4 separate regions of the Homo sapiens genome follow, and regions 1, 3 and 4 are each linked to region 2. A link is a contact called in ENCODE Hi-C or POLR2A ChIA-PET data. All regions are on one chromosome and are shown on one strand. The core of a region is the stretch at or near the end of the contact, and the rest is flanking DNA. Distances in the headings are between cores, read along the strand shown.

Evidence for each region. A loop is a pair of places that touch in the nucleus more often than their neighbours do. ChIA-PET counts read pairs that join two places held with the same protein, here RNA polymerase II (POLR2A). Pooled maps may share reads with other maps.
Region 1: a loop to region 2 is called in a pooled map, with 2.1 times the contacts of the local background. The contact joins two enhancer-like sites. A Hi-C loop is called at or near these places in 3 of 168 maps with a recorded cell type or tissue (Calu3, ovary and vagina) and 7 of 50 pooled maps. POLR2A ChIA-PET finds 5 or more read pairs at or near these places in 21 of 52 experiments (A673, CD4-positive, alpha-beta memory T cell, Caco-2 and 15 more).
Region 3: a pooled map shows a loop between it and region 2 (2.8-fold over the local background). The contact joins two enhancer-like sites. A Hi-C loop is called at or near these places in 3 of 50 pooled maps. POLR2A ChIA-PET finds 5 or more read pairs at or near these places in 3 of 52 experiments (H1, WTC11 and endothelial cell of umbilical vein).
Region 4: a pooled map shows a loop between it and region 2 (2.4-fold over the local background). The contact joins two enhancer-like sites. A Hi-C loop is called at or near these places in 1 of 50 pooled maps. POLR2A ChIA-PET finds 5 or more read pairs at or near these places in 2 of 52 experiments (WTC11 and endothelial cell of umbilical vein).

What each region holds. Positions count from the first base shown.
Region 1 is chr10:72,317,094-72,322,667 of GRCh38, reverse strand. No RefSeq gene overlaps it. Among named protein-coding and RNA genes, the nearest start is that of DNAJB12, 35 kb to the left of the region's middle. RefSeq lists silencers at 1-137, 2,624-3,183 and enhancers at 1-1,000, 1,434-1,853, 1,603-1,897, 3,534-3,583. Within about 2 kb of position 1,872, at least 41 of the 41 ENCODE cell types and tissues checked have a DNase peak (open chromatin) inside an H3K27ac peak, as active enhancers do; they include PC-3, where a contact is called at or near this core.
Region 2 is chr10:72,104,180-72,110,266 of GRCh38, reverse strand. The region is part of intron 9 of ASCC1 (activating signal cointegrator 1 complex subunit 1); the gene reads left to right. Among named protein-coding and RNA genes, the nearest start is that of SPOCK2, 19 kb to the right of the region's middle. Within about 2 kb of position 2,811, at least 6 of the 41 ENCODE cell types and tissues checked have a DNase peak (open chromatin) inside an H3K27ac peak, as active enhancers do; they include PC-3, where a contact is called at or near this core.
Region 3 is chr10:71,894,462-71,900,406 of GRCh38, reverse strand. No RefSeq gene overlaps it. Among named protein-coding and RNA genes, the nearest start is that of LINC03139, 19 kb to the right of the region's middle. Within about 2 kb of position 3,452, at least 4 of the 41 ENCODE cell types and tissues checked have a DNase peak (open chromatin) inside an H3K27ac peak, as active enhancers do.
Region 4 is chr10:71,871,966-71,877,617 of GRCh38, reverse strand. No RefSeq gene overlaps it. Among named protein-coding and RNA genes, the nearest start is that of LINC03139, 3.3 kb to the left of the region's middle. RefSeq lists enhancers at 741-1,621, 3,930-3,999. Within about 2 kb of position 3,922, at least 4 of the 41 ENCODE cell types and tissues checked have a DNase peak (open chromatin) inside an H3K27ac peak, as active enhancers do.

The sequences.
Region 1 (5,574 bases), core at 623-3,122, 210 kb before region 2:
CACTTCCTCCCTCAGCTGGTATGTGATGGGGAGGGGAGGGTTGGGGAGGGGACAGCATCTAAAAATAGCAGGGCCTAGACTGGTGGAAGATGCCCGAAGAGCTTCCCCTTGGACCAGGGAGGACCTGGCTTCCCATGGAACCGCCATCAGCCACAGCCCCCACCAGGCCCTGCGTTAGGCCAGGGAGGGAGATGGCCAAGACCTCCCCCACCCTTGCTTCTCAGGCTCAGAGCCCCCTTGAAGGCTGAGTCTCAGGAGCAGCGCCGGATGGGGTAGGAGCTTGGAGAGAGAAGGCCTCCAGCAGACAGTACTCGTTCATTCCCCTCCCTGTGCACGCACACAGATGCACGCACACAGAGACACAGGCACGTACCCTCGCCCAGCCCGGCTTCATGAGTCATCTCCCTCATGCCAGGACTCATCTCCCTGGTCAGCAGGGTGGACTGAGGACCCACTGTGTGCTTGAGCCACACCCTGGAAGACAAGGAAGCCATGCTCATGACCGTCCCTGGCCTCGGGGACTCCACATCATAAGAGGCCACTCAGGAAAGAGGAGAACACCCAGGGCAAAAGCAAGAGGCAGGCAGGGGGTGTGTGGTGGATGAGCTGGAGTCCGGAAGACCTGGTTTCAAATCCTGGCACTCACCCTTTCTAGCCATGTGACCAGACAAGCTATTTGACTTCTCCTGCCTCCGCTTCCATCTATATAATGGATGCCACGTATGGCCCTCGTCATATGTCAAATACAATCATGCATATAAAGTCCCCAAGCAAACAGAGCTCTTGCCATCAAAGCTTATGGTATCAGGCTAGAAACCTTGGGGGCGGGGGCACTTTGAATATGTCAGTAGACCTTTCTATCCCAAGGACTTACTGTGACATTCCACCTGGCCCCACCTGTGATAGGGAAAGGGGGAGGGGAGGGGAGGGAGAGGAGCTGCCGCTCACAACAGTGCTGGCCTCTACTGTGAACACTTGATATCGTTCTCATTTTCCCCCAGCCTCACAACAGCTTTACAAAGTAGGCATCGCTATCCCCATTTCACAAGTGGAAAAATGGAGACCCAAAAACATTCAATCACCTGCCCAAGGTCATGCAGCTGGCCTGGGGCAGACGCCAGACTGGGGCCCAGATCTGAGTGTGATCTCCTTGTGCACTGTGGGATGAGGCGGGGTCTGTCATGCCTGGGGTCGGCTGAGGGTGCAGGGGTCTCTGACTCTTTTGGGAGGAGCCCCTAGAACCCCCTGCCTGAGGTGACTATGGAATATGCTGAGCCTTTGGCCAGGGCTGCCTTCCTCCTGTCTGGTCCCACCTCCCCCACCCGGACCCCCCCGGCCAGCCCTCAGACCCCTCCCAGAAACACGGAAGGGCTCCACTCCCTCTGGGAGTTACCACCTTCACTTCCAACTTCAGCTAGGTGAGGGAGGTACTGCAACCCCTGAGTGACAGAAAAGGCAGCCGGATCAGAGGGGTCAGGAACCTGCTGTCATGCTCGCAGAGCTGGGGAAGCAGAGCCTGGACAGAGCCCCAGCTGCTCAGACTCCTAAGCTGCCAGTCTGGATCCCACACCCCGGCTGTCGGGTAGGGTTGGGGACTTCTCTGCTCCCCCTGCTCCTCACGCTTCCCGGAGCCATCCCTGTTTGTACCGGCTGGGGTTACATGCAAAGTGCAAGCCTTGCATCAGCCAGATGGGCCCCGCTCTAGTAAGAGCTGCTTTCTGCCTCTCTGCGCCTTCCCCACCGTTATCTGACTCATCCCCTGACAGTCCCAGGAGACTAGAGAGAAGCCAGGCCTCTTATCCCTATTGCACAGATGGAGGGACTGAGAGAGGAAGTGACCTACTCCAGTGACTCAGGGCAGCAACCCAGGCTGAGGAGGCCACAGGTGTAGCTGGTGTGGCCTGGGGAAAGTTCCCGGGTGCCACACAGCCAGATAAGCAGTTTTTAATGCCTCACAGCAGGCACAAATATCAACCGATGTGTGTCAAATGAACGAAGGAATATTGCAGGCCCTGGGTGAAAGATGAGGGGTGATATTGAGGAAAAAATAAATATGATACAGGGAAGGAAAAAAGAAGCCGGAAACCCAGACATGCCCCAGTTGCAGCCTGTGAGCCCAGCTGGCTTTGTAGCTCCCAGTTCCCTTCTCTTTAAGAATCTTCATGGCTATCACTTACTGGGTGAGTGCTAGTGACTCTGATATAACACTTTGTAGCCTTTTTTTTTTTTTTTTGAGACCAGGTCTCACACTGTCGCACAGGCTGGAGTGCAGTGGCGTGATCTTGGCTCACTGCAGCCTTGACTTCCTGGGCTCAAGGGATCCTCCCACCTTGGCCTCCCAAAGTGCTGGTATTACAGGAGTGAGCCACCACACCCGCCCCTATAGCCTCTATCTTATTTCATCCTGACAACAACCCAGTGATGCTATCATCCTCCCCATTTAACAGATGAGTTATCTGAGGCTCAGAGAGGTTACACAGTTCTTGCTCCAGCCGGCACGGGACCACATTCCAGGGGCTGACTTGCAACTGCTCTCCAAACCCGGCAGGGCAGATGTGCCCCTGCGCGTGCGATACCCACGTGGGGCTGCCCAGGTGTGTCTGCGGGTTGGCACCAGCTCCTGGTATCTGTCAGAGCAGTGAGGGGGTGGTGCGACAGGAGCGGAACCGAACGCCAGTGGCCGGGATGGATAATGAGCCAGGGCGCCTGGGCTGCAAGGGGGCTTGGGCACGCGGGCCTACCCGTGTGCGCAGGCCCTGGGCGCCCCCCGCACCGGGCGCCCTCCCCGAAACCCAGCCACGACTGCGGAACTGGGGGCGGGGCCAATGCTGGAGGCAGGGCCCGCCGGCGCCGGGCTCCCACCCCCCAGCGCCCGCTGACAACCCGCGGCGCGTTGCCAGCGATTGCCCCATCAGGCCGCATCCGCTTTCGCAGCCCTGCACGTTGTGCACACAGCGCGCCGGCCTGGGCGGGGCTGCTTGTCCCCGGCCCCCTGCCCCCCACCCGCGGCCCTCGCCCGGCTGCCTTCTGCCCCGGCTGAGACCCGGGCCAGACTGAGTCCCTAGCGGCCCATTACCCCGCCGGGCTCGTCCCAGACACCTTTGATGGCTGCCCTTTGCCCCGTCTGGTCTGAGCGGACAAACGAGGGAAATTGAGTAAGCCAGCTCAGCAAGACAGGAAACTCCTGGCCGCTTTGTTACTCATGATTTTCAGCAACTTGGGGAGTGGGGGGCAGGGGAGGGGAGTCCTAGGGGAATTTCTGTAGTTCAAGAAGTTTGGGGGCTCCAGGACTGGGAGTGCCCTCGGGGAGGTCTACCTCCCGGGGCAGGTCTATTTCCCAGGCCAGGTACCGTAGTTGGCACTAGTAAGTAAGTGCTCCACAAATTCGTGTTAACATGCATTTTCAAGAATGCAATTTATTTAATTTTCAAGTCTTCAGTCCCAGCTACTCCGTAGGCTGAGGCGGGAGGACCCCTTTAGCCCAGGAGGTCAAGGCTGCAGTGAGCTACGATCTTGCCACTGCATTCCAGCCTGGGTGACATAGCTAGACTGGTCTCAAAAAAAAAAAAAAAAAAAGGCATTTTCTCACCTACCTGCTTTGAGTGCCTGCCAGAAAGAATCTCCAGGTGAAAGGGGACAGGTTTAGGGCTGGAGCTGAAGGCTGGCATTTGGGGTTTGAGGTTCTGCGTTTGGCATTGGTTTGCTGTTTCACTTGGGCAAATCTCTTGGCCTCTCTGGGCTGCGTTTCTGTAGGGAATCAGTAATAAGGCAACCTGTCTGGCTCTAAGGCTCAGAGGCACGGGGCAGGCTTTGAATTTCCAGCAAGCAGGAGAAAGAGCCTTTGATTTGAAGCAGAGATTTCCTCTTGAACATTAATATTCTGGGCTTTTCCAGGCTGGAGCTTTAGAACCGCTGTTACTAAACTAAGTGACATGAGTAGCCCCCCGTTGCTTACAGAATTTCTTGGCTTGGCATTTGGGGTTTTCTCACGTTGATTCTACCCTGCCTGTATGGCTTAACCCCCAACTACACCCCTACACTGTAATTAGGAAGAGCCTCAGACTTCCCCACACACCCCACACAATGTTCAGACTTCTGTGCCCTCACTCATGCTGTTCCTTCTGCCCGGAATGCTTTTCCCTACACTCTTCAAATGATTGGCTCTTTCTCATATTGATCCCCACATAAATGTTACTTGAGTAGAGATCCTGTTATTAACTCTCAGAGCTTCCTGTTTTCTCTCTTTAGCTCTTACTGCAGTTCAGAATTCGAAGTTGCTTTCTCCACCGGGCTGAAAGGTCGATGAGGGAGAGATCATGTCTGTTTTCCTCATCTCCACATACCCAGCACTTACCAAGGTGCCTGGCATACACTAAGAGATCAATAAATATATATGGAAAGGGGCCGGGCGCAGTGGCTTATGCCTGTAATCCCAGCACTTTGGGAGGTCGAGGCAGGCAGATCACCTGAGGTCAGGAGTTGGAGACTAGCCTGGCCAACGTGGTGAAACCCTGTCTCTACTAAAAATACAAAAATTAGCCGGTTGTGGTGACACGTGCCTGTAATCCCAGCTACTTGGGAGACTGAGGCAGGAGAATAGCTTGAATCCGGGAGGCGGAGGTTGCAGTGAGCCGAGATCATGCCATTGCACTCCAGCCTGGATGACGAGCAAAACTCCATCTCAAAAAATAATAATAATAAAGGCCAGGCACGGTGGCTCACACCTGTAATCCCAGCACTTTGGGAGGCCAAAGAGGGTGGATCACAAGGTCAGGAGATTGAGAGCATTCTGGCCAACATGATGAAACCCCGTCTCTACTAAAAATACAAAAATTAGCCAGGTGTGGTGGCGCATGCCTGTAATCCCAGCTACTCAGGAGGCTGAGGCAGGAGAATCTCTTGAACTCAGGAGGCGGAGGTTGCAGTGAGCCGAGATCACATCATTGCACTCCAGCCCAGGCAACAGAGTGAGACTCCATCTCAAAAAATAATAATAATAATAATTAAATAAATAAATAAATATGGAAAGGAGGAAAGAATGAATGATTGATTAGCAAAACATGAAAACATTTTCTAAAAAGATGGGTGGGCATGCATGTATGTAAATAAAGACATAGTTATGTCTGTAAACATAAGAAAAAGTCAAGACAGTATACAACAACCTAATTCCCCGCAAGGAGTAAGATGCAGATTTCTGATGGTTTATTGTATATTCAAGTCTTGCTTAAAGGTCATCTATTCTGTAGGTCTCTGGTCCTGCCTGTGTGCTGTGCTATATCTGAGCATGCTGCCAGGCACCCTGAAGCCAGGCCTGATGCTCCCTCCTGATCCAGTCCTAATGATCCTGCCTGAGGCCAGGCAGAGGGACAGATGGCAGCAGCCCCTCGTGTGCCTGAGTTTGTCCACTGGTGCAGGTGAAAGCAGAGATGGTAAGGACAATGACAGTGCAGGACTGACACCAGGCCACCCATCCCCACCCAGCAGGTGCCATCGCCGCACGTGGCCTTGGGCTATCAGCAGAGCTTCAATGTGACAGGAAGCCTGGCCTCCTGCAAGGCTGGGCCCAGCTGGCTC
Region 2 (6,087 bases), core at 1,562-4,061:
TGTGTAATACGGAGACCAAACATTTATCTTCTGTTGCATTTGTTTGAGGGACCATTATGAATAATACCTGAGGGAAGATGACCACACCAGAAATAAGAGCATTAAGAAGAGGTATTTTTCTAAGGGAGAGAATTTATCTGCAGAAACATCATCTAGATTAGTTCTGAAAGGGCACCTGCCCTTAGGGTTGCTAGTCACAGGCTTGAAGAGTCTCTGCTAGCCATCAGCCCCAGGGGCAGTTTTGTCAGGTAAAGCAGTAATACCCATGCCCTGTGGCAAGGCTTCTTTGGGAAGAAATAATGCAGCAAATTGAACTTTCACCTCTCATCTCTGAGGCTAATTCTGTGACGTAATGTGGAAACGGGCGGAGTGTGCCTAGCCTGTGCCGAGATTAGGCGGAGATTAGGTGTGGGTTCTCCAGCCGGGTCAGCGTAGCCTCTTTTCTCCTCTACCTCCTACCCCTACTCATATTATTTTCTTACTATTTTTCAAAATTGAAAGACTGCAGAGAGGGGAAATCCCTTGGCATTTTGAATTTTGAGGTGCTCAGCAGAACTGCCTGGCATCCTGTTTGTATATAGCGGTTTTAATTCATCCTCTAATAGGTCATTTGGCCTTACCAGCAGTCTTAAACTTGATAATCCTTACATCAGCAGTGAGCCTCAGGCCAAATTCCCAAAGTGCATCCCTGAGTGATTATTTGAAGGAAGTTTTCAAGCCTTCCCTCCCTGGCTCTGTTTGTCTGCCTTCTGCCAGCACATCCTTAGGTCAGGCTAATGCTCATTTGAGCATTCCTCTTGCTCACTGCAGCAAGACAGGCAGGTGATTTGAGAGCAGGATGAGTGAGGGGAAGTTGCTGTTCCCATTCTGTGCAAGGAATGCCATCTCAGTCAGTGGAGAGGGGACTTGGGCTCTGGGGACACACAAGCCTTTTGGTACTATTTTAATGGAGACAAAAACAGGAGTGGCCTGCTGATGGGTTGAAAAATCACAGCTGTTCTACTGACTTAACAGCCTTTTTGCTGCTCTCCTAATAGAGGCCACGATGTTGATAAGAATTGCTCCTCCCACAGACTGCCCTTGACCTTTCTCCTTGGATCTGAGGTGCCCCAGGCCTTCTGGAAGGGCATTATGTCCTCTCTTTTATTGGCTATTATTAGCTACTATAATATTATTGGCTCTCACACCACTGATCACTGCAGTCTGATGTTTCAGATTAAAAGTGGCATCTTGGGCAGAGTTAAGCTGTGTTTGGAGATGACTCTAGGATAGTCACTACCTGCCACCCTCATTGTCTTTTATTCTGAAGTAGATGTTCCTATTTTGGTCTTTAAAAATATTACAGCCCTATGAGACCAGATAATGACTGTAGAGCCTGTAAGCTGTCAGAGTACCTGATAAACCTTCTTCCTTTTTTCTTTTAAGGATACTCTGCATTTTGGTTCCTGCAGTGATGCATTAGAGATTATAGTCAGTGAGTGACAATAATAATCAGAGCTCAAAATTTCATCTTATAATTTATCTTTAACTGCAGAACATCTTTGTAAAGGATCATCCCTGTTTAAAGATGGAGAAATTGGGGGAGGGAGTGGGTCTGTAGTCATTGATAATGTCGACCAGCAATAATGGAAAGGATCAGAACTCAGTTTTTAAAAGTTTATTCAAGTGAAAAGCTGGGAATGGCCATTTGGGAAACAGGGACTTCACAGAAATGAGGTCAGTGCTTAAAGTTAAAAGTTAAGGTCCTGCTTATATAGGCAGAAAACAAATTTAGTAGGATTATAACATTTTCTATACAAGGTTGGTTTATGAGCTATAATTTAGTTAATTACAGTTTGTTTTCTTTTCTGTACAGCTTGTTTTCACTTCCTTTCCAACTTAGGAGTGTAGGACCTGGCATGGTGGCTCACGCCTGTAATCTCAGCAGTTTGGGAGGTGGAGGTAGGAGGATCACTTGAGCCCAGGAGTTTGAGACCAGCCTGGGCAACATGGAAAAACCCTGTCTCTATAAAAAATGCAAAAATTAGCCAGGCATGGTGGCATGCACCTGTAGTCTCAGCTACTCAGGAGACTGAGGAGGGAGGATCTCTTGCGCCTGGGAGGTGGAGGCTGCAGTGAGCTGTGATCACGCCACTGCACTCCAGCCTGGCTGACAGAGTAAGACCTTGTTTCAAAAAAAAAAAAAAAAAAGAAAAAGAAAAAGAAAAAGAAAGTATTTAACATACCATCCTAGATGATGTGATAGTCTTTTAAGTCTTTGTATGAGAAATGTAAGAGGGAAGTTTAATCAAAATGAAGATCAACAGTTAAAAGGGAAGGGATCTTCTCTGGCACTGTTTATTCATTTACAACCATTTACAAAACAGTGTAGGTGAGGAAAAAGGCTAATCTATAATCAGAAAAACAACAGTTACAGCTGCCCAGGTTACAGATACAAGTTTAAGTGACTCACATAATCACATTCCCTTAAGCCTTACAATATGTTAAGATTCCAACAGCTTAGATTTTGAATTACTTATTTTCACAATAGGAAAGCATTAAAAACGTCTAGTCTGCCCAAGAAACTTTTTGTGCCCTTTCTTCAGTAGAAAAGAAATATCAATTTTTTTGTACCTAGGTGAAGGTATGTGTGTCTGTGTGTAGAGGAGCATGACTTACCTTAGGGTAAACAGACTCAATTACATTCTTCTGTGATGATGTTTAGAAAGAATCCACTTGGGCACAGCCCATGTGAGTATTTTTAAAGTAGATGGAAGGTTTTTTTTGACCCCGGATGTGGTGGATCTCCATTTCCTTCTTGCCTCTTCCTACCTCCCACATTTGGTCTCCTCAGAAGTAATCTCACAGGTGGCCCAGAAGACAAATGCACGGTATTTGGCAGAAACTCAGAATTTTTTTTTTTTAGGTTTGAGGAATTTTAATAAACATAACTTTGAAACAAAATTTATTTTTTTGGGGGGGGGGTAACTTATTTGTGAACTTAATTCTTTTTGATGACTTAACTCCCAATAAAGTGATCTTAATTCTGAGTGAGATTAGTAACATGACATACGAAGAACCTTGATTTTTTTTTTTTCAAAATCGATTATATTTTTAGTCTGGTATTTGTATCTTTCTGTTTGCTCCCTGAAGTCATACTAGTCCTGTACCTACATGCCTCTTTTATGAGGAATGCATCTGAAATATACCATTATTTGTTTTGATGTTTTGCAATTGGGATCTTCCAAGGGCTGTGATGATAGCTTTTCACATCATTTGCTCCTCATTCTTTGCTATCTGGTTGTATATGCACAGCCTAAGGATGGACCTGCTTCCCCACTTGGCATTCTTTGGTACATATTTGTTATTGGAATTGAGAGGCCCATACACACTGCCTTGTGGACGTGGCCTTCCACTGGCCTGTATCCTAGGCCTCATCCCAGGAACTCTTAAATTTCTCTGACAGTATTAGTGGTCCTAGCTTGTCCCTGTTTCTTATATAAATGGGGATAATAATGCTCAGCTCTGGTTTATATCATAGCAATTTTTTTGGAGTTAATGAGCTGGGCTTTGTAAGACACTTTTAGATCCTTAGATGAAAGGTGTTATTTAACCACAGCAAGGCTTCATACTGGGAGTGCCTTCCCAAAGAGCTCAAAGTACTTGTCAGCCTGTCTTCTGTTCATACCATCCCTCATAGGGAGGTAGGTGGTTAAGTGTTATTATTAAGTACAAAATAGTGTTACTACTTTTATCTATAAACGGGATAATTGTGAGAAATAGAAGTTGGTAAACAGGCTGTGGAAGAAAAACACTGGGAAAACCTCAAAGTAGCATGCATTTGCTATTCCTATTCACTCTGCTTTGAGTTTCAAAAGTCTGATTGCCATACATGAGAACAATAGCATCCTTTCTTAGAGAGAAATATGACCTAGAACATCCTTCTAAATACTTGAATTAATTGAACCCCCTGTACTTACTTTCAGTTGCATCAGATTATATTCTAAAGGTTGGTTTATCTCATGTGTGTCAAGAATGATTATAAATAGCGTAAGACTTGAATATTTTGAATTTTCATTTTTAACTTCAAAACTGAATTTCTTCTTATTCAAGTAGTATTGAGACAGCAAATAGTTCACCGAGGCCACCAGCACAAGAAGTAGATTTTCTTAAAAGAGGGATCTTGGAAGAGAGTAACCACAGCTTTGTCTAAGATTGAAGAAAAGAGCGAGCCTCATTTGGGAAAGCCAAGTGAGCAGGGATCCCCAGCAGATTGTCACTGTGCTGTTGCGGACTGGCCATTTATTCGGTTCTATAGCCCGAGGTCACAGATATAAGAAAAGGCCCCTCTCCACCCTCCTCCCCACCTCTGTTTGAGATTGCCAGTTTCATTTTGGCAGCCTTGTTGCATTTGGAGTTATTTCTGGTCTTTGATGGCTGTGTCACAGGGCAATGGGGAAGGAGTAGAAGCTTTGAAACGAATGCAAGGAAAAATAACCACAGTGAGCCCTTAAATCTTGCTATTTGTTTTCTTTCAGTGTATACCACAACATTACCAGAAATCAATAATTCCCTTTGTGTTCTCCCTAGGAAAGAAACATGTACAAACTGAAAATGGTAGGCTTCACAGATCATGTGAGCAGGGGACAGCAGGATGGTTGGATTTTATCTTGCCATTGTTTGTCAGGGAAAACCTTGATTTTGACCAAAAACCTTTCATCAAAGGTCTACATTTCTCTCTTTACTTGGTGATAGGAAAAGTTTGTTTAATTTTCTAAAGATATTATTGATGCAGGATTTTTCTTGACCTCTTCGTCAGACTTGTGACGGGGGTGCCCCATTTATTTGGCTCTCTGTGCTCAACCCCTTGTGGGAGGGAGCACGTGAGCAAGTGAGTATGGGATCTGGCTGGCCATTTTGGGTGCTGGCAGAAGCAGGCTCTGTGTGGGCCCCGTGGCAGTGTCTAGGTGAGGGTGCCAGCGATCCCCAAAGCCCCAGAGGGCATGTTAGAATGTTCTCTTTGTCCCGCTGTCTGTGGACAGCAGCGTGTGATCAGCTCAGTGGTACCCTTGCCTCGTCATGTGGGGTGGCTGCCCTCTGCCACTGAGGGCAAAGGGCCAGTGTGACAGCCTTTTCTGGGTACCCGCACCCAATGGGTCCTGAACTCTTGTCTGGCATCCAAGAAGAATGAGGTTGCCCAGACACTTGAAGGATGTTGAAGGCAGAGAATTTTATTAAGTGATGGAAATGGCTCTCAGCAGACATGGGAGCTGGAGAAGGGACGGGATGGGCAAGTAATCTTACCCCAAAGTCTGCCTGTTTCTGGCTGGCTCTTCCCGGAAGTCAAGCCATCTCTCCTCTGGAGTCCAGCCATCCCTCTGAACTCAAGTCATAAGTCACCCCGCCCGGTGTGGTTTTAAATTTTCTTAAATCGTCCAAGTCAGTACTTATTATTTACTAATTATATCACAGCGATTGGCAGTTTTAATCCTATTTCCATTTCCTCATTAAATATTTGTAGTTTTGTGTACTGTTCGTTGTTATGTTCCTTTATAGCAGGTTTTAAAAAATACTGACTTCCATAACAACAGGGCTGTATGTGTGTGCGTGTCAGGGAAAATGTTTTCAGGTTTCAAAATCCCCAAGGGAATTGTTATAAAACAACAGTGAGGAGAAAAAATTCAACATGATTCAGACACCTTAACTAGATTCTTTTTTAATTTAAATTTTTCCTGTTAGGTCTGTTACTTTCTAAACAATACAACACTTTGTTCTTCATGTTTAGTTCAGGTTCAAAAGAGCAACCAAGTTTCTTTTTTTTAAACTTGTAGTTTAAGCTTTTTCATCTTTCCCCATTCAAATACCAAATTAAATATAGCCTTTTAGTTGACTCGTGCTTATTTTCATCCAGAATTCAATTAAAATGCTTCCAGCTGAGCTAGAGCCATCCGATTCTTAAACCAGGTCCAGGAAAAGCAGTGGCAGTGAATATAGGAACAGCAAGTGAAAGAACATGTTCATTTCAGTCTTTGGGAGTTGTCTGGGTCAGCGTTCCTCACTGTGGCTATTTAATGGGGCTGTGTTTCAAGGGGAGCCACTCACATTAAG
Region 3 (5,945 bases), core at 2,203-4,702, 210 kb after region 2:
CAGCAGGATAGGGCACTAGTCAGAGACCCCACTTCCAGGCCCTAGCTCCCAGATGACATTTCTATACACACCCTTGGCAGGAAGAGAACCTGTTGCCTTGAAGGGAAGGAGCCAGTCCTGGCAGCATTCACCCCCTGCTGACTGAAGAGCCCTTGGGCCCTGAATAACCAGCAGCGATGCCCAGGAGCTATGTCAAGGGCCTCAGTGAGCCTCTGAGACTTGCTGGCTTCAGGTGAGACTCAGCACATTCCCAGCTGTGGTGGCTGTGGGGTGAGGCTCCTTCCACTTGAGCAAAGCAGAGTGAAAAGTAAAGGGGACTTTGTCTTACACTTTAGGAACCAGCACAGCCACAGAGGGGTAGAGTGCCAAGTGGACTCTTGGGGTCCCCAATTCCAGGACTTGACTCTTGGGTGGCATTTCTGGGCCTACCCTGGGCCAGAGAGGAGCCCACTGCCCTGAAGGGTGAGTCCCAGCCATGCAGCATTCACCACAAGCTGACTGAAGAGCTTTTGGGCCTTAAGGGAACTCTGGCAGAACTCCCTGTGGGCCTGTGGTGGTGGTGGCCACGGGGTGAGGCTCCTCTGCCTTTAGAAAGGGGAGGGAACAGCGGGTAGGGCTGTGTCTTGTGATTTGAGTGCCAGCTCAGCCACAGTACAATAGAACACCAGGTAGACTTGTAAGATTTTGGACTCTAGTCCCTGGCTTGCAGACAGCATCTTTGGACCTGCCTAGGGCCTGGGAGACCTCACTGCCCTGGAAGGAAGGACACAGGCCTGGCTGGCTTTGCCACCAGCTGATTGCAGAGCCCCAGGCCCTTGAACTGTCATAGGCAGTGGCCAGGGAGTGGTTACAGCAGGCCTTGGGCAAGACCCATTGCTGTCTTGGCTTTGGGTCTGCAGCACTGTCACAGTGCTGGTGGCCACAGGGGTGCTTGTGTCACTCTACCCCCAGCTTCAGGTGGCTCAGAACAGAGAGAGAGACTCCATTTATTTGAGAGAAAGTTAGGGAAGAGAACAAGAGTCTCTGCCTGGTAATCCAGAGAATTCGCCCAGATCTTGTCTGAGACCATCAAGGCAGTACCTCTATGAGTCTGCAAGAACCACAGTGTTACTGGGTGTGGGTGCCCCCTAAAGCAGATACAGCTTAGATCACAACACCCAAGTCCTTTCAATATCTGGAAAGTCTTCCTAAGAAGGACGGGTACAGCTGGGCGCGGTGGCTCACGCCTCTAATCCCAGCACTTTGGGAGGCTGGGGAGAGTGGATCACGAGTCCAGGAGTTCAAGACCAGCCTGGCCAAGATGGTGAAACCCCATCTCTACTAAAAATACAAAAATTAGCCAGGCGTGGTGGCAGGCGCCTGTAATCCTAGCTACTTGGGAGGCTAAGGCAGAGAATTGCTTGAACCCGGAAGGCAGAGGTTGCAGTGAGCCGAGATCGCACCACTGCACTCCAGCCTGGGTGACAAAGTGAGACTTGATCTCAAAAAAAAAAAAAAAAAAAAAAAAGACAACTAAGGCTAGACAATGAAGACTGCAATAAATACTGAACTCTTCAATGCCCAGACACCGAAGAACATCTGCTAGCAGCATGACCCAGGAAAACATGACCTCCCCAAATGAACCAAATTAGACACCAGGGACCAATCCTGGAGAAACAGAGCTCTGACCTTTCAGACAGAATTCTGTTTGAGGAAACTCAAAGAAATTCAAAATAACACAGAGAAGGAATTCAGAATTCTATCAGATACATTTAACAAAGGGATTGAAATAATTAAAAAACATCCAGAGCAGAATTTCTGGAGCTGAAAAATGCAATTGGCATACTGAAGAATGCATCAGAGTCCTTTAATAGCAGAATTGGGCTGGGCGCAGTGGCTCATGCCTGTAATCCCAGCACCTTGGGAGGCCGAGATGGGTGAATCACCTGAGGTCAGGAGTTGGAGACCAGCCTGGCCAACATGGTGAAACTCCGTCTCTACTAAAATTGCAAAAATTAGTTGGGCATGGTGGTGGGCACCTGTAATCCCAGCTGCTCGGGAGGCTGAGGCAAGAGAATCGCTTGAACCTGGGAGGTGGAGGTTGCAGTGAGCTGAGATCTGGCCACTGCATTCCAGCCTGGGCAAGAGAGTGAGACTAAACAACAAAAAGTTAAAAAGTTGCCAAGACAGTATTAAATTGAAACAAAAATCAAGAAGCTTTTAAAAACAAAGTTAAAAAGCAGGAGATGCTGGGCACCATGGCTCATGGCTGGAATGACAATACATTAGGGGGCCGAAATGAGAGGATCACTTGAGCTTGGGAGCTTGAGACCAGACTGGGCAACATGGTGAGATCCCCATCTCTACAAAAAAAAAAAAAAAAACCCCAAAAAACAAAAAAAACAAAAAAAACTTAGTCGGATGTGGTGGCACATGTTTGTAGTCTGTGGTGGAAGGTGAGCCATGATTGTGCCACTGCATGCACACCAGCCTGGGTAACAGACTGAGACTCTGTTTCAAAAAAAAAAAAAAAAAAATGCGAGGGGACTAAGTTAAGAGGTAGTTTTGTTTGTTTGTTTTGTTTTGAGACAGAGTCTTGCTCTGTCAGCCAGGCTGGAGAGCAGTGGCACAATCTCGGCTCACTACAATCTCGGCTCACTGCAACCTCTGTCTCCCAGGCTCAAGCTATTGTCCTCCCTCAGCCTCCTGAGTAGCTGGGATTACAGACACGTGCCACCATGCCCAGCTAAGTTTTGTATTTTTAGTATAGATGGGGATTCACCATGTTGTCCATGCTGGCCTCGAACTCCTGACCTCAAGTGATCTGCCTGCCTTGGCCTCTCAAAGTGCTGGGATTACAGGCATGAACCACCATGCCCAGCCAGGAATCACATTTCAACATGAGATTTGGAGGACAAACGTCCAAACCGTATCAACCTTTATGCTTCTTTTTGGCTTCCAGGAAAAACAAGACCCCTCTCTCAGGTGCCCTTAAAGAACCCCATCCTTTTTCACAGCATCTAACCAAACTTTGGTTTTTTGAGACTAAATTTTTTTTGTTCCCTCACCAAATTATAAGTCCCATGTGGGCAGGACCTGGGCCCCTTTTGCTTCTCACTGTGTCCTCAGTGACTAGGACAGTGCCTGGCACTTTGCAGGTGCTCAAACATCTTTTCTTGGTTACATGAAAGAGTGAATGGCTTTTTTGAGCACCTACTAGAGATTAAAAGTTTTATAGATGTCAAGTTTTCCTAAAGCCAAGCACAGTGGTGGCCCGGTTTGGCACTCAATAACTTACTGAGTCCTTGCCACCCAGGTCTGCGTTCTGTCTCTCTGGGTTTAGGGGTCTGGGATGTGGCCTTCCCTAGGGCTGCTATGAGTTGCTGTGGAGGCAGAGAAGACAAGGCTTAGCCTGCTAGCTGGAGCACTTCAGGCATCATTACTGTGGGCAGCTCTGTGAGGTCACTCCTGCCCCAATCCCTGGGCACCCGGCTGAGTGTGAGGCTTTGAGGACCAACCTAGAGATTAGGAACAGGGTTTTAGGCCAGGCATGGTGGCTCATGCCCATAATTCCAGCACTTTGAGAGACCAAGGTGAGAGGGTCACTTGACCCGAGGAGTCGGGGATCAGCCTGGGCAACATAGTGAGTCCCCTTAGCTACACTTAAATTTAAAAAAATAGAAAAGAAGGAACAGAAAATAGAAAAGAAGCAAATAGAAATAGAAAAGAAAAAGAAAAGCAAGTATAATAGAAATAGAAAAGAAGCAAATACTGTATTCTTCTGCCGTCTCATGGTCAGTCCTAGAATAGCAAGGGAAGCTTCCCCACCTCTCTGGTACTATACTGGGAGTGACCGCCAGAGGGCAGTGTTCTCCACATTGTTGCACCCAATAGGTGTCCCACCACACAAACCCAGCTCTTTAAAAAGTAGATTTTTTTCTTATCCAAAGTCGATTCATACAAAAAGAAAAAGAAATAAAAAATAAATTATTTTAATGGCTTCATTGCTACATGTTTGTTTTTTTGAAAAGGAGTCTTGCTCTGTCGCCCAGGCTGGAGTGCAGGGGGGTGATCTCCCCTCACTGCAACCTCCGCCCCCTGGTTTCAAGCGATTCTCCTGCCTCAGCCTCCGAGTAGCTGGGTTTACAGGCATGAGCCACCACGCCCGGCTAATTTTTGTATTTTTAGTAGAGACAGAGTTTCACCATGTTGGCCAGGCTGTTCTTGAACTCCTGACCTCAAGTGATCTGCCCACCTTGGCCTCCCAAAGTGCTGGGATTACAGGCGCGAGACACCGAGCCCAGCCCTCATCTCTATTTTAAATTATAAAAAAATTTTTAAAAGAATTATTGAGGACCCAGATATTTATTAATTTATCAAAAAGTAATAATGAACTCATTACATGTAAACATAAACATATTTTTACGAAAAATACCTTCATTTCCAAAACAAAGAGAAATTTAGTGAGAAAAACAGCATTGTTTTACACTTTTGCAAATCTCTCAAGCAACTGTCTTAATTAAAGACTGTTGGAGCCTCATGTCTACTTCTGCATTCAGTCTGTTGCAATATGTTGGGGCTTTTAAAATTTTTATTTATTTTTTTATTTTGAAACAAAGTTTTGCCCTTGTCGCCCAGCCTGGAGTGTAATGTTGTGATCTTGGCTCACTGCATCCTCCACCTCCCAGGTTCAGGTGATTCTCCTGCCTCAGCCTCCCGAGTAGCTGGGATTACAGGAGTGCGCCACCACATCCAGCTAATTTTTTTGTATTTTTAGTAGAGATGGGGTTTCACCATGTTGGCCAGTCTGGTCTTGAACGCCTGACCTCAGGTGACCCGCCCACCTCAGCCTCCCAAACTGCTGGGATTATAAGCATGAACCACTGCGTCCCGCAATATATTGTTTTGATTGAAGAAAATCCAGCCTCCCGCAAACACGGAGTTGGAAAAAAAGACGAGTATTTTGATAGCTTTTTCAGATAATTGTGAATATTCTTCTTTAATGCTACGCCAAAACTTAACAAGCAATTGTTTCTTTAAGGTTGATTATAATGTAGAATCTGAACCCATATCAATGAACATTTCATGCTTTATTATATTAAAATGCACGGGCCTATCTTGTACTTTTGTTTGTTTGTTTGTTTTGGAGAAGGACTCTCACTCTGTTGCCCAGGCTGGAGTGCAGTGGTACCATCTTGGCTTACTGCAACCTCCACCTCCTGGGTTCAAGTGAGTCTCCCACCTCAGACTCCTGAGTAGCTGGGATTTCAGACACATGCCACCATGCTTGGCTAATTTTTCTGTTTTTAGTAGAGCTAGGATTTCACCATGTTGGCCAGGCTGGTCTCGAACTCCTGACCTCAAGTGATCTGCCTGCCTCAGCCTCCCAAGGTGCTAGGATTGCAGGCATGAGCCACTGTGCCTGGCCTATCTTGTACCGTGAATGGCTGTTTTACCTACATGTGATGTGCAGCATCATGTGGCCTCTTTGAAATTTTGTACCCATTAAATCACATACATCTCCCAAAAGATGACATGTCACTGAACAGTGTCAAAAAATAGCATTTGTTAGCACTGCCATCCATCGCATCAGAAAAATCTTTAAATATTGAGAAGTTGTCAAGCTTGTGGTGGTGTACACAAATTTTCCAAAATTCTAATTTTCCCTTGAAAGCTCCAAGTTCCAACTTTATCATTGGCAACAAATGCTTCAGTTTCTTGAAGGGACAGGCTCACTTTGCTCATTTATGAGAAAATGTCTGTCTGCCAAATGCCCAGATCTGAATACCCATCATGTGTCTGTTCGTCGTTCTTTCCCGTATAAACAGTGTTCTCGGCTGGGCGCAGTGGCTCACGCCTGTAATCCCAGCACTTTGGGAGACAGAGGCAAGCAGATCACGAGGTCAGGAGTTCGAGACCAGCCTGACCAACATGGTGACACCCCCCATCTTTACTAAAAATACAAA
Region 4 (5,652 bases), core at 2,673-5,172, 230 kb after region 2:
CTCTGGCGGTCCTCCCGCCTTGGCCTCTGAAAGCGCTGGGATTGCAGGTGTGAGCCACCATGCCCAGCCTCACAAACATTTATCTGCAGTCCAAACTGGATCCAAACTCTCCTCACCGCACCTCTGTTTCTGGAGAATGCTTCCAGGGCGCCTAGAATATACCAGGTCCTGACCTAGTGACTAGAGATACAGCTGCCACTCATAAATAAACATATGCTAGCATGGCAAGAAGAAAAGATGGCAGGATGGCAGAGAGAAAGCTGCTAGGGAGCAGATGCAGAATGAATATCTGGAGCAGGAGCAAAGGGCAAGAGCCTCCAGACTGGGGGGAAACGACCTGGGCATGCTCAAAGGCAAAAGAGGCCACTGGAGATGTGTGAACAGCAAATGGTGTGATCTGATTGGGATCGTAAAGGATCACTTCCACACAACAGTGATCACACTTTGTCCACAGGCACCCTTTAAAAAACCCCTTTCAAATTTTTTTTTTTTTTTTTTGAGATGGACTCTCACTCTGTCACCCAGGCTGGAGTGCAATGGCACGACCTCGGCTCACTGCAACCTCCACTTCCCAGGTTCAAGCGATTCTCCTGCCTTAGCCTCCTGAGTAAGTGGGATTACAGGCACCTGCCACCATACCCGGCTAATCGTTATAGTTGCAGTAGAGACGGGGGTTTCACCATGTTGGCCAGGCTGGTCTCGAACTCCTGACCTCAGGTGATCCGCCCTCCTTGGCCTCCCAAAGTGCTGGGATTACAGGCATGAGCAAATGTGCCTGGCCCCTTTGAAATTTTTATCATTAGCCTAAACTTGCAAATGATGCATTTGGTGGTTTGCTGTAGACTGTATATCATCTTTAAATATTTTTTCCGCTCCCGCTCCCGCTCCCTCTCCCTCTCCCTCTCCCCACGGTCTCCCTCTCCCTTTCTTTCCACAGTCTCCCTCTGATGCCGAGCCGAAGCTGGATGGTACTGCTGCCATCTCGGCTCACTGCAACCTCCCTGCCTGATTCTCCTGCCTCAGCCTGCCGAGTGCCTGCGATTGCAGGCGCGCGCCGCCACGCCTGACTGGTTTTCGTATTTTTTTGGTGAAGACAGGGTTTCGCTGTGTTGGCCGGGCTGGTCTCCAGCTCCTAACCGCGAGTGATCCGCCAGCCTCGGCCTCCCGAGGTGCCGGGATTGCAGATGGAGTCTCGTTCACTCAGTGCTCAACGGTGCCCAGGCTGGAGTGCAGTGGCGTGATCTCGGCTTGCTACAACCTCCACCTCCCAGCCGCCTGCCTTGGCCTCCCAAAGTGCCGAGATTGCAGCCTCTGCCCGGCCGCCACCCCGTCTGGGAAGTGAGGAGCGTCTCTGCCTGGCCGCCCATCGTCGGGGATGTGAGGAGCCCCTCTGCCTGGCTGCCCAGTCTGGAAAGTGAGGAGCGTCTCTGCCTGGCCGCCATCCCATCTAGGAAGTGAGGAGCGCCTCTTCCCGGCCGCCATCACATCTGGGAAGTGAGGAGCGTCTCTGCCCGGCCGCCCATTGTCTGAGATGTGGGGAGCACCTCTGCCCTGACGCCCCGTCTGGGATGTGAGGAGCGTCTCTGCCCGGCCGCCCCGTCTGAGAAGTGAGGAGACCCTCTGCCTGGCAACCGCCCCGTCTGAGAAGTGAGGAGCCCCTCCGCCCAGCAGCCACCCCGTCTGGGAAGTGAGGAGCGTCTCCGCCCGGCAGCCACCTCGTCCGGGAGGGAGGTGGGGGGGTCAGCCCCCCGCCCGGCCAGCCGCCCCGTCTGGGAGGGAGGTGGGGGGGTCAGCCCCCCGCCCGGCCAGCCGCCCCGTCTGGGAGGGAGGTGGGGGGGTCAGCCCCCCGCCTGGCCAGCCGCCCCGTCCGGGAGGTGAGGGGCGCCTCTGCCCGGCCGCCCCTACTGGGAAGTGAGGAGCCCCTCTGCCCGGCCACCACCCGGTCTGGGAGGTGTACCCAACAGCTCATTGAGAACGGGCCATGATGACAATGGCGGTTTTGTGGAATAGAAAGGGGGGAAAGGTGGGGAAAAGATTGAGAAATCGGATGGTTGCCGTGTCTGTGTAGAAAGAGGTAGACATGGGAGACTTTTCATTTTGTTCTGTACTAAGAAAAATTCTTCTGCCTTGGGATCCTGTTGATCTGTGACCTTACCCCCAACCCTGTGCTCTCTGAAACATGTGCTGTATCCACTCAGGGTTGAATGGATTAAGGGCGGTGCAAGTTGTGCTTTGTTAAACAGATGCTTGAAGGCAGCATGCTCCTTAAGAGTCATCACCACTCCCTAATCGCAAGTACCCAGGGACACAAACACTGCGGAAGGCCGCAGGGTCCTCTGCCTAGGAAAACCAGAGACCTTTGTTCACGTGTTTATCTGCTGACCTTCCCTCCACTATTGTCCTCTGACCCTGCCAAATCCCCCTCTGCGAGAAACACCCAAGAATGATCAATAAAAAAAAATAAATAAATAAAAATAAATAAATAAATAAATATTTTTTCCACACAAAACTGGGGCTACACATTTAGTCCCTTTAAGAAGAATGCCTGCCACATCACGCCCCATCAACACAGTCAAGCAAGACAAGACTTTCTTTCTGTCAGAAAACCCTGGCTTCATGTTTGAAATTCAAATAAGGGTGTGGCCCCATGACAACGTTCTCACTTCTGAGCCTTATCTGGGCCAAAGGAGTGTGACCCTGGTTCCTGCCCTCATAGTGTGCTGAGAACAGGCTCTGCCTCCAGGTACCTCTCTAACTACCTACTGGGGGTAGGAGGTTGTTCACAGGGCACTGCCCCATGGAAGGCCCAGTTGGGCGGGAGTTGTGCCTTTCTTGTGTGAGGTGGCAGGATACCAAGAAAGGGGACACGGGGGGCTGGGCCCGGTGGCTCACGCTTGTAATCCCAGCACTTTAGGAGGCCAAGGCGGGTGGATCACGAGGTCAGGAGATCGAGACCATCCTGGCTAACACGGTGAAACCCCATCTCTCCTAAAAATACAGAAAATTAGCCGGACGTGGTGGCAGGTGCCTGTAGTCCTAGCTACTCGGGAGGCTGAGGCAGGAGAATGGTGTGAACCCGGGAGGCAGAGCTTGCAATGAGCAGAGATCGCGCCACTGCACTCCAGCCTGGGCGACAGAGCAAGACTACATCTCAAACAAAAAAAAAAAAAGAAAGAAAGAAAGGGGACACGGGGAAGCCAGACAGGAGGATGGCAGCCACATGACATTGCTGTGCATCCAGGATTTGAGCGTGGATAGCTCTGAGGGAGAGTTGTGTGGGATCTGCACCCAGGCTCCATGCTCTGACATGGAGGATGAAGAGTGGGGAAAAGAGAAGGATCCCGGATACCACTTAGAGGCCACTGAGGCCACCTGGGAGATGATGGTGGCCTGGACTGGGGTAGTAGTAGTGGAAGTGCTGAGAGCAGGTTTAGTTCAGGAAATATTTGCCTTCTCCCTGGGTTCTGGAGCCTGGCACGCTTATTTGCAAAGGGGACCTCCCCACCCACAGGGGCTGCAGGATTAGGAAGCCACACACAAACAAAGCCACACACCAGTCCAGGGCAAGGAACAATTTTTACAATCCAGTATAACAAGCTTCCAGGCTGTGTGCACACCTTCCAGATAGGCAGGGGGTTTGCAGATGAAAGGGAACCGGTGGCACAGCGCACACTGAGCTGAGAGTTGGGAACCTGGGTTTGAGTCTCTGATCTTCTCGGGGGGTAACCTTGGGCAAGGCCCTTGGCCTTTCAGAGCTGTGTGCTCCCCGTTGGGACAGTAAGGACAGTCATCTAGACCTTTCAGCTTTGAGGGTTTCAGTTCTAGTTTCCTGGGTCATGCTGGCTGTGTGCTCTCACTCCTTCTAGGGCTGTGGTTTTGCAGGCCTGGGACTTGGGCCCTTCTTTCTCATCAGGTATGGGACCCAAGCACAGTGGGTCCTCAACCGCCGGCTCACTGACTCTTCAACCCATCATGATGCTCAGAGATAGCAGTGGCTGGGTGACCAGATGTCCCTGGCCATGCTCAAAAGTGTCCTGGTGAGGATGATAAATTAGACACAAGTGGGCATGGTGGCTCACACCTGTAATCCCAGCACTTTGGGAGGCCTAGACGGGTGGATCATCTGAAATCAGGAGTTTGAGACCAGCCTGGCCAACATGGTGAAACCCTATCTCAGGCCGGGCGTGGTGGCTCATGCCTGTAATCCCAGCACTTTGGGAGGCCGAGGCAGGTGGATCACGAGGTCAGGAGTTTGGGACCAGCCTGGGCTGCATGGTGAAACCCCATCTCTACTAAAAAAATACAAAAAATTAGCCGGGCATGGTGGTGCGCACTTGTAATCCCAGCTACTTGGGAGGCTGAGGCAGGAGAATCGCTTGGATCGGGAGGCGGAGGTTGCAGTGAGCCAAGACTGGATCATGCCACTGCACTCCAGCCTGGGTGAGAGGGCGAAATTCCTTCTAAAAAAAAAAAAAAAAGAAAAGAAATCCATCTATACTAAAAATACAAAAATTAGCTGGAAGTGGTTGCACACCTGTAACCCCAACTACTCAGGAGGCTGACGCAGGAGAATTGCTTGAACCTGGGAGGCGAATGTTGCAGTGAGCCGAGATCGCGCCATTGCACTCCAGCCTGGGCAACAGGGCCAGACTCTGTCTCAAAAAAAAAAAAAAAAAAATTAGATGGTCACCTTTCCACTATAGGTTGTAGGACCCACCAACAACCTAAGATCACTTCCATCTCTGAAGGCCCAAGGGAGGCCAGAATCTGGCAGTCACCCTGAGTGGGGAGGGAAACAGAGAATAATGTGGAATCAGCTGAGTCACGGGGTCCAGCCGCATCCCCAGAAGGTGCCTTCTGGGACCTGCCCTGACCTGGAAAATTAAGCCTTTTCTAGAAATACAAGCTGCTACTGGCCTGGAGGAGGGTGGCACACATCAGTTTCTAGCCCTGCTATGTGGCCTTGTCCCTGTAACTCCTAGAACAAAGCTTAATAAACCCTCCTCGTCTTTCCTTGGGCAAGGCTTCTGAGGCCTCAGTGATTACATGAAATCCCAAGTTAATTTTTTAAGCAGATTATCTCTATGGCCAAAGACCAAAACAGTGGAAAAAGCCTTGCCCAGGGAGTCAGAAACTTGGGGGTTTTGTCCCAGCTCTAGCCTCTTGCTGGGTGACCTTGGGGGAGCCTCTTGATCCCTCTGGGCCTCAGTTTCTCTTCCTGTAAAAGGAGGCCATTGGACTAGGGTGCTCTCTGAGGGACTGCAAGCTCTATTTTATTTATTTATTTATTTATTTATTTATTTATTTATTTATTTATTTATTGAGATGGAGTCTTGCTCTGTTTCCCAGGCTGGAGTGCAGTGGCACCATCTCGGCTCAGCCTCCTGTGTTCAAGCAATTCTCCCGCTGCAGCCTCCCGGGTTCAAGCAATTCTCCCACCTCAGCCTCCCGAGTAGCTGGGATTACAGGCGCCCACCATCATGCCTGGCTAATTTTTATATTTTTAGTAGAGATGGGGTTTCACCATGTTGGCCAGGCTGGTCTCCAACTCCTGACCTCAAGTGATCCACCCACCACAGCCTCCCAAAGTGCTGGGATTATAGGCGTGAGCCACTGTGTCATGCCTATTTATTTATTTTAGAGACAGAGTCT